2 separate regions of the Homo sapiens genome follow, and region 2 is linked to region 1. Evidence: read pairs that join two places in POLR2A ChIA-PET (ENCODE). Cell type or tissue: CD4-positive, alpha-beta T cell. All regions are shown on one strand.

The links. Peaks named below come from ENCODE experiments on the same cell type or tissue, not always from the same donor. Only the 100,000 strongest peaks of a DNase experiment are listed, where the experiment ranks them.
Region 2: POLR2A ChIA-PET joins it to region 1 with 5 read pairs; 3 of 35 experiments call an interaction of 5 or more read pairs at or near these places.

Annotation. Positions count from the first base shown.
Region 1 is chr1:12,176,333-12,181,332 of GRCh38, forward strand. All of the region lies in intron 1 of TNFRSF1B (TNF receptor superfamily member 1B), which reads left to right. LOC124903844 (a long non-coding RNA gene) reads left to right here. Exons shown (of 2, transcript XR_007065466.1): 1 at 1-1,818; 2 at 3,621-3,977. Among named protein-coding and RNA genes, the nearest start is that of TNFRSF1B, 12 kb to the left of the region's middle. RefSeq lists an enhancer at 2,568-3,535. In CD4-positive, alpha-beta T cell, no CTCF peak of the experiment used is centred here; DNase peaks (open chromatin) are centred at 1,729, 1,989, 2,929 and 4,176; H3K4me3 peaks cover 2,228 bases; H3K27ac peaks cover 4,608 bases.
Region 2 is chr1:12,232,363-12,237,362 of GRCh38, forward strand. It overlaps VPS13D (vacuolar protein sorting 13 homolog D), which reads left to right. Exons shown (of 70, transcript NM_015378.4): 2 at 1,829-2,001. The coding sequence starts at 1,905. Among named protein-coding and RNA genes, the nearest start is that of VPS13D, 4.8 kb to the left of the region's middle. In CD4-positive, alpha-beta T cell, no CTCF peak of the experiment used is centred here; no DNase peak of the experiment used is centred here.

The DNA of each region.
Region 1 (5,000 bases):
AGGCTGTAAGTTTAGGGCCAGTTTATGGAGGAGTAGTACCAATTACATTGAGAAAACTGTAGCAACTATAATTTGGGAGGAATTTTCTAAATACTTTACATGTGTTATTTAATCTTCCCATCAGCCCCAGGAGGTATGTGCATTTATCAGTCCCATTCTACAGATGAAAAGACTGAGGTCTATGAACTCCTTTATTTAAAAACAAAACAAAACCCCCTCAAGGCTGCCTGCTAAGAGGGGAGGAGTGTGGATTCAAGCCAGCATCCTTATTCCAGTGTCCATGCTCTCAGCCACCACACACACACTCCTATCAGGAGTTGGGGCAGTGGGGAGCCATTATAGTTTTTGAGCAAGAGAGTGACAGGGCAAAGATCACTGTGGCCTCAGTGTGAAGCACAGATGAGATGGAGAGACTGGAGGCAGGGAGGCCCATGAGGAGGCTGTCAACATGGTTCAGGTGACAGCTCTGGGTTGGTGAAGAAGCAGAGAACAGGAAGGAAGGGGCGAGAGGCTTGAGGGAGGAGGAGGAAGCCTTTGGACTGGGCCGTGGATATAGGGTGGGAACATAGGAGGTGAGGAGCATGCTCTCTCCACCTGCTTTTTGCAACATGCGGCCTCTCTGGCCTTAGCTCTGCCTGTCCTGAGCCCTGAGCCCTGAGCCCAATGGACCGATTCTGTTTTTTTTTTGAGATGGAGTCTTGCTCTTGTTGCCTAGGCTGGAGTGCAGTGGTGTGATCTTGGCTCACTGCAACCTCTGCCTTCTGAGTTCAAGCGATTCTCCCACCTCAGCCTCCCAAGTAGCTGGGACTACAGGCGTGCCCCACCACGCCTGGCTAATTTTTTGTATTTTTTTTAGTAGAGATGGTGTTTCGCCATGTTGGCCCGGCTGGTCTTGAACTCCTGACCTCAGGTGATCCACCTGCCTTGGCCTCCCAGAGTGCTGGGATTACAGGCGGGAGCCACCGTGCCCGGCCCCAGTGGACTGATTCTGGTCAGTGTCAACCCCATTTGTCCCTGGAGCTTTTGCAGTCGGTCACAGGGCCAGCCCGGTCCTGGTCACCGCTGGCTGGTTACCCCGGCTGGGTTGGGCAGGAGTCTGGGCAGGGCTGGTTGCTCATCTCAGGTATGAAATTGGCTGCACCCCCACTAGTGTGGGGGAGCAGGATTCCAGGGCCTGCCTGGCGCTGCTACCCCTGTGCCTCCAGACCCCTCGAGCTCCTCCCAGACCTTTGGCTTCGTTGACTGTGAGGTGAAAACAAAAGGGCTGCTCTCTGTCACTTCCCCTAGGGGCGGGCAGATGCTGGCAGGGCACAGAGAGCCGAGGGCTAAGAGCTGACATTTAGCCTGGCTACTCAGGAGACTGAGGCAGGAGAATCGCTTGAACCTGGGAGGCGGAGTTTGCAGTGAACCGAGATCGCGCCATTGCACTCCAGCCTGGGTGACAGGGTGAGATTCTGTCTCCAAAAAAAAAAAAAAAAGAAGAGCTGACATTTAGCGGGTGCTTCTTGGGTGCAATGCGCAAGAGACCGATGCATTAACTACACAGAGTGCCCTTCCTTGTCACAGCTACCTGGGGGCAGGGGAACATCATCCCCATTTTACAGAAGAGGCCTTTGAAGCACAGAGATTAACTGACGTACTTAGGGTTTTGCAGCTCACTAGAGGCAGAGCCAAGACTCCACCCCAGGTGGCCAGGCTCCTGAGCGCTATGCCTACCTCACCCTCCAATGAGGTGGTGGTGGAGGAGACCGTGAGCCGCTGTCACCTGAACACTGGTGCACTCAGTCTGCTGCTCTGAGGACGCCGCCCCCTCTCTTTGTAAGTCCATTTCCTGCCCATTTCTCATGCTAGCTCCAGCTCATTTCAACTAATTGAAAATTAAAACTTTGCTTCTGTTGAGCAATTCGGCATCGATGAGACGCCAGCTGTGGGCTGTGTGCTGGCTGTGTGTAGGGTGATGAGTAGCAGAAGCACGGGTGACACTGAGCTCTTTCCACTGCCGGGCACGGTGCCAAGCACGCCACGTATACTGACTTCATGAATCATAAAGCCCTGTGAAGGGGGCACTGTTTCTGTCGCCATTTTATAGATGATAAAGTGGAGGTGGGGGAATGGCAGAACTGGGATCAAAGCCCACGTGTCTGTGTCTGGCTCAGCGCCCATACAAGGGTGTCAAGGTTGCGGGGAGGCACGAGGGAACCAATAATTAACCAAAACTGGTCGGGTGTGGGCAGTATAGAGATGCACCCGGGTTGTCACAGGAGCCCCTAGGAGGGACCTCTGACCTCCCTGAAATGATGGCAGAGGGAACTCTTGAAAGAAGCTGAGAAGTCAGCACTGCCAGGTCGGGGGTGGCGGGTCAGGACGTTTGGGCAGAGGCAGCAGCAGTACGGGCATGGAGAAGGGGGCGGAGGAGCCAGGTGCTGCTTTGTGTTGTGACAGCAACAGGTGAGTGATGAATACAGGTGGGAGATGCTGGCAGGGGCTAAGGAGGTTGCGCAGGTGGTGGCAGCCGCTGGAAGCTTTTAAGGAGAGTCAGGCTTGATTGTAGGAAGGGGGCTTAGGTCCATCTGAAAGGGACAGAAGGCTGGGAACCAAGACCAAGGAGCCTGCAGCTGGCAGGAGATGCTGAGGGCAGCGAGGAGGAGGGGTCGTGGGAGATGGAGCAGGCGACATCAGCAGGCCCCTTGGAGGGTGACGGTGGGAGAGGCTGGGGCGTCTCTCATTAGACTCAGGGTTCCTTGCAGGCAGGGACCATGCCCGGCGTCTTTGTACCCTGGCATTTAGCACAAAGCCTGGCTCCAAGAACCGGATACCAGCCCAGTCTTCCTGTCTGCCCCCAGCTCATTTCTAAAGCAACATCACAGGCAGCGAGTCGGGAGTGGGATGTGTCACCCCCGGGTTGCCTGCCTGTGATGTGGTCAGTCCTTCCTAACGCAGATGCCATTCCTCTCCGTGACGGCAGACGGGCCTCCGCTGTCACTGGCCCTGGCGTTGCTGTGACGACCTGGCCTGATGTAGCTGCACCCTGCAGTCCATGGGGCTCCTGTGAACCCCCAAGGTTGAGACCCAAATGCCTCTGCTGCCTCCCACCACGCCCTAGGGGCCCCGCGACCCGCCATGCAAATGACGTGGTTTCCGCATTGCTTGAAGAGGGTTTCCTCTGTGTGGGGGTCCCTGGGTCCTTGGGCAGATACCTCTGCCCCTCCCCACAGCTTTGGCCCCTGCCCTAAGACCCTGGAGACCCTTTTGCCTGGGAGAGTCACTGAACCACCTGCCCCTGCTCACAGTGTGTTCACAGAAGAGTCACTCCCCTCTGTGGGCTCCTTGTCTGTAAAATGAGGGAGCAGGACAAGATCACAGGGTACAAAACTGTCAGAGGGCACAGAGGCTGATGTTGCTGCCATCAGCTCCTGGAGTGCCGCTCACTGGCTGCATGACCTTGGACAATTTGCACGAAATCTCCCAAGCCTCAATGTCTGCATCTGTAAAATGGATCATCCTGACCTCATTGCGTTAGTGCTAGGATAAAATAAAGAGAAGGTATATGAACGTGCCCAGCACTGTGCCTGCACACAGTAGGTACTTTTCCTGGATCTGAACAGTCTCTGTTCTTCCAGCTCTGTGTAAAGGCTTGATCTCGACCCCTAAAGCCTGAAGCTTCTCCCTGTGGCCACCTCCCCACCGCATCATCTTCCGTTCTCAGCGGGTAGATCCCTGCCCAGGGGGGACCCCCTGGGGAAGGCTGGGAGCATGACCTCTTCCCAAGGGTACGGCATCTAAAAGGGATCTCCGGAACATTGAAAAGCCATGAAGGCCGGGCACAGCGGCTCACGCCTGTAATCCCAGCACTTTGGGAGGCTGAGGGAGGAGGATCGCTTAAGGCCAGGAGTTCAAGACCAGTCTGGACAACATAGCAAGACCCGGTCTCTTTCTATAAATGAAAAAATAATAATAAAGCCATGAAGATCCCCAAAGAAGGCTGTGCTAATGGCGGCCGGAAGAGCAGAGGGCACCACAGATGCCGTGCTTTCAGCTTTTTCCTTCTCCTCCAGGCCTCCCTTCTTTCCTTCCTCTCTCGCTATTTATAAATAAGAGAAGGCATTGAGGGCCCCCACCTCGGGTACTTGCAGGGCCTTGGCCTGGGAACAGGACAAGCAGCAAGTCAGTTGACCCGGGGTTGCTCAATTCCCCAAGAGCTGACGCAAACTCCAGAATCAGACCTGCCCTGGCCACCTGGCCCTGCCCCTTACCAGCTAAGGGCTCCAGCAGAGTCCTAGTCTTGAGCGAATCTTATACCTGCAGCCCTGTCCACCAGCTGTGCTTCCTGAGTCCTCCAGGGTGAGGGGGCGTGGGGTCAGAAGAGAGGGGACGGTGTGCAGGGAGGGTGGAACCTGACTGACCGGGTCAGCCTTACTCTTCCAGCGGGGTCTTTTCTTCCTGGAGCTCGGCCCTCGGCAGCTCTCAGAAGCTCACCTTCTTGCAGGCTCTCACAGCCGCATCGTCCTCTGGCTGGGCTGCTCACAGACCCCGGCCCCTGGGTTTTGTCCACTCACCCAGACTCTGTTTTGGGGTCACATTACCCTTCCAGTGTTCCTCTGAGCAAAGTCCCTGTGAGTTAGCCCAAGGTCCCTGTCAAGGAGGACCACATCTGGCCTGTTGCACTCTTCTCCTTTGCCCCACCGAAGCCTCTGTCACACTGTCACAGCAGCGGGCCTGCCATGGTCTCCCCATGTAAGGCTTCCTGAGGAACGGGCCTGGTGCCAGCCTGGGGGTGAACTGCCAGCCCCAGGAGTCACAGGTCAGCTTCCCCACACTTACCCTGGAGGCAGGATGGAGGCCCCCTCCTTTGCAAGGCCCACACGGGCCATCTAACACCCCACTAAAGCCGGGCAGTTCGCTGCCCTGGGGTGTGTTCTCGCCTTGCCAGTTCTTGGCTAAAACCAAGGCAGGAAGAGCCCAGTTCCCATGTTCTGTAACATGGGTCTATGACCAGGGCC
Region 2 (5,000 bases), 56 kb after region 1:
GGGATAGGTGTATCTTCTGGCACTAAGATGAATCACTAGAGGTGGGGCAGCGTGCTTGGAGAGGATCCTGAAAGTAGGCTGGCTCCAGTGGGATGCGTGCCATGGCAAGTCTGTAGTGCCTGGCAGGGTGGCTGATGACTGACATGGTGGATCAGAACAAGATTTGAGGCTCACAGTTTCCACTGGGATCTTCTAGTTGAGCAATCTCAGAACCCAGTTAAACTTTTGTGTCTCAGTTTCCCTCATGTTGACTTTTTGTAATACTAAAATTAGTCTTTTTTTTTTTTTTTTTTTTTTTTTGGTAATACTGGTAAACACCAGTTATTATAACAGGCAGTAGTACCTACAAAATCTAAATACCGTGGCTGGAGCCAGAGGATTTCTGGAGTTTGGGGTTTGTAATAATCGACTAAGATTGTTCATTGTATCAGCGTCATCTGGTGCCCAGGTACCAGTAATGCAGTTCCAGGACATTTAAGAACAGTGATAAAGCACTGTCGCCTCTCTCCCATGTATATTATTTTATAAGTGATCCTCATGAACAAATTTGAGACATTTAATTTGGGCGGCCTAAATGAGGATCATTAAAGAATGTGAATTCTCCCCCCACCCCCAACTTTATTCAGGTTTGTTTCATGAGTTTCTTTTTCTTTTTTTTTTTGAGATGGAGTCTCACTCTGTCACCCAGGCTGGAGTGCGGTGGTGTGATCTTGGCTCACTGCAACCTCTGCCTCCCGGGTTCAAGGGATTCTCCTGCCTCAGCCTCCCGAGTAGCTGGGATTACAGGTGCCTGCCACCATGCCTGGCTAAGTTTTGTATTTTTGGTAGAGACAGGGTTTCACCATGTTGGCCAGGCTGGGTTTGGACTCCTGACCTCAGGTGATCCACCTGCCTCGGCCTCCCAAAGTGCTGGGACTCCAGGCGTGAGCCACCACCCCCGGCCTCTTTCATGAATTTCATTCAGACAATCTCTTACGGCATTTTCTGTCTTAATCTAGGATAAGGTTTCTTAACATTGGCTCTGTTGACATTTGGGTTGGATAATTCTTTGCTGTGGGAGCTGTCTTGTGTGTTGTAGGTTTAGCAGCTTCCGTGGTCTTTATTCACAAGATGCCAGTAGCAGCCCCTAAGTCATGATAAAAAATGCCTCCAGAGATTACTAAATTATGCCCATAGGAGAACCTCTGATCACGGCAGTCTAATCCCAAGGTAAATCAACATAAGCAAGCAATGGACAGTTACACTGAAAAGATAGACAGCTTTGAATTGTAGGTAATTTTTGGTAAATTTAAGAGTGACTATTCCCTGAAGCAGCATCAGAATGTAGGTGTTTTGGTTTGGCCCTCCAGTTACTGATGGGGACATCTTACAGAGCTTCTTGCCTCATCTTTTAAAACATCTGCAGCCGGGCGCAGTGGCTCATGCCTGTAATCCCAGCACTTTGGGTGGCTGAGGCGGGTGGATCACCTGAGGTCAGGAGTTTGGGACAGGCTGGTCAACATGGTGAAACCCCATCTCTACTAAAAATACAAAAAATCAGCTGGGTGTGGTGGTGGGCAGCTGTCATCCCAGCTACTTGGGAGGCTGAGGCAGGAGAATCGCTTGAACCCGGGAGGCAGAGATTGCAGTGAGCCGAGATTGTGCCACTGCACCCCAGCCTGGGTGACGAGAGCGAAACTGTCTCAAAACAAAAACAAAAACACAAACAAACAAAACCCAACAAAACATCTGTGCTTTGCATTCATCTACCTTCAGGCAGGTAGAGGAGGAAATTGGCTTAGAAAATCATCCTGTTTTTATGTTGATTTTCATTATTTTCCTTTCATAGATTTTTCTGTGACCATGAAAGAGAGAAATAAAGAATGATCCATGATTTCTAAACACCTTTTCCTGAGGATATAGTCATGTTGGAAGGCCTTGTAGCCTGGGTTCTCAATACCTATTTGGGAAAATATGTCAATAACCTGAACACTGACCAGCTCTCAGTTGCACTTCTCAAAGGTGAGTATTTCTCTGGGTGAGATACAGCTTTATAGGTGGCGTTTCTATTTTTGTATTTTTTTTGTTGTCCTGAGAATCATAAAACCTAATGCCCAGATGGCTTTGTACTAAATGTATGTAAAAAGGTCCCATATCATCCTGATGATTTTTCCAGAGTAACTTAAGTTTATAGCTATATTGTTGTAGATTTTAAGGAACTATTAAATATTAAAAAACAAAAACAAAATAAGCTACACTACTGGTGACTGTGCTTAGTCCCAGTTAACTTTTAGCTTTATGAAGCTTTATGGAGGCAGCCACAATGTACCGACAGTGGCATTGACTTTGGCTTCAAATACTGTTTTGTCACTTATTAGCTATGTGAACAATAGCTCATATTGAAATTCCAAGCCTCAGTTTCTTAGACAGAGATAATATACCTCCAGAGGGTTGCTTTAAGGATCAACTGGAATAACATTTAAAGCCCCTAGCCTGCTGGCATATAGTAAGCACTCAATAAAAGTTTTAAAATTGATTATTGTGAGGTGTTCAACAGAATTTCTGAGGTTTTGACTTGCTTAGTAGTAGAGTACCTGAAGCTTCAGACATTTTACCCTTTACAGGCCTAGACTTGGTAAATGCAGTCCCTGATTTGGCATGGGAATTCGAAAACTGCATTTTCTCCCTTTCCTTGTTTTAATTTAAATTCTCTTTGCTCAGCTCAAAATGGAGCTTTTTAACATACGTAGGGAAGAGAAGAAAGTCAGTTTGCCACGTGTGTAAAATCATAGGAAATGGGAAGGAGACTTCAAATACAGTGAAACCTCACCTTTGTGGATGTGAGTTTTGGTAAGTGGACCAGAGCAGGTTAGAGAGAACAGTGACACAGCTGTTTGCGTAGTCTGAGAATAGAGTACCGGTGGTTCACATGTTCCATTAAATGTGTTGCTTTCCGGCCAGGCGCGGTGGCTCATGCCTGTAATCCCAGTACTTTGGGAAGCTAAGGCAGGCGGATCACGAGGTCAGGAGTTTGAGACCAGCCTGGCCAACATGGTGAAACCTGTCTCTACTAAAAATACAAAAATTAGCTGGGTGTGGTGGCGGGTGCCTGTAATCCCACTACTCGGGAGGCTGAGGCAGGAGAATCGCTTGAAACCAGAAGGCGGAGGTTGCAGTGAGCCGAGGTCACACCACTGCACTCCAGCCTGGGCAACAAGAGTGAAACTCCATCGCAAAAAATAAAAAATAAAAAAAAAGTGTTGCTTTTCATGTTTTTCTGACCAAATGATTGTGGCAGCGCTAGGCCATGGGCAGAGCCGTCATGGTCACGCCTCCCCACTCTCTTCCTTTCCTTTCCTATTCTCCTGGTTTTCCTCTTGTCCTGAAACGGGAGCTAAGTGGAAAGTGCGAGTGAGCAGTCTGTCAGGGAAGAGGATGCATTCAAAGTGCAATAGTAGTGTCAAGTTCACCTCTCTGGTCTCTTATTGAAGTTCTCAGACCCACTGTGAAGCTAACTACGTTGTATGACGTATAGATAACAGGGCCTAGAAAGAGAGCTGCAGACCACGACCCTGCTAATCAAAGAGCTGGTTCTGTCAGGAATCATGTGGCAAGAGCATTTGCCAAAGAAATGAGTAAATAGAAATGGATATCTGATGTGTTACAGAGTCGTACTAACATTTCTCAGCAGTTTTAGAATGTATCTTGTAACAACTGTGTTTATCTGGTACTTTAAACTGCTTTTCTGCCCTTATTTCCTTTCTAAAAACATTATTCTTTATGGCTTTTAATGAACCTGTGGAACTTGAAGAATGCTTCTCCGCAGGGTAGAACAATGCTTTTTCTTTTGTAACTGGTGTTAGTATGGTACCCAATGCTTATGGATCCAAAGCACATCACAGAGCGTGGCCAGAACAATCTTGGGGGCATGGAATTGTACTGAGGGAATGGCTTCGTAAAGAAGTTGGTGCTGCTTGTTCGTCTCTGACACAGTTAAGCAGTGTTTGGGAATAGAGAGGGTACTAGATAGGAATGAGAATGTTCTTTCTTTTTTTTTGAGACAGGGTTTCTTTCTGTCACCCAGGCTGGAGTGCAGTGGCGTGATTTCACCTCAATGCCACCTTGACCTTCTGTGCTCAAGCAGTCCTCCTGCCTCAGCCTCCCAAGCAGCTGGGACCACAGGCATGCACCACCACGCCCGGCTAATTTTTATATTTTTTTGGTAGAGATGGGGTTTTGCCATGTTGCTCAGGCAGCTCTTGAACTCCTGAGTTCAAGTGATCCTCCCACCTGGGCCTCCCAAAGTGCTGGGATTACAGGCATGTTCCACTGCACCCGGCCGAGAATGTCATTTCAATCCATCTACTGATATTTACTGTTCTAGATGCTTTGGGAGATGCAAAGAGGACTGAAATAGTGGTCAAGGGTATTGATTTTTTTAGCTAAACTATGTGTTTGAATCCCAGTTCTTCCATTTACCAGTAACCTGGGTAGGTTATCAGTTTCTTCATGCTTCACTCTCCCTTTTTGTAAATTGGAGATAATATTAACTATCTCGTAAGGTTCTGAGGACTAAGAAATTAATGTGGGTCAGAGAGCTTAGAGCTGTTCTTGGCATATTGTAGGCTCTCAGTCAATGTTAGTTATCATCCATCCTCATGATCATCAGTGTATGATTGGATTGGCTGATGGAGTGGACTTCAAAGAGATTGTGTGTGTGTGTATATATATATCTGTGTATGTATATATATATGTGTGTATGTGTGTATATATATATATCTGTGTGTGTATATATATGTGTGTGTGTATATATATGTAGATTGCATCCACATATGAAAAGTAACAAAATGCAAAGTAACATGAGTGTTTAAGAATGGAGATAGCATTTAAAGACAAATAAAAAAAATACAAAGTAACATGGGAGGATCACCTGAAGCCAGGAGTTCAAGACTAGCCTGGGCAATATGGTGAGATCCCTTTTCTACAAAAAAAAAAAAAAAAATTAGCTGGGTATGGTGGCG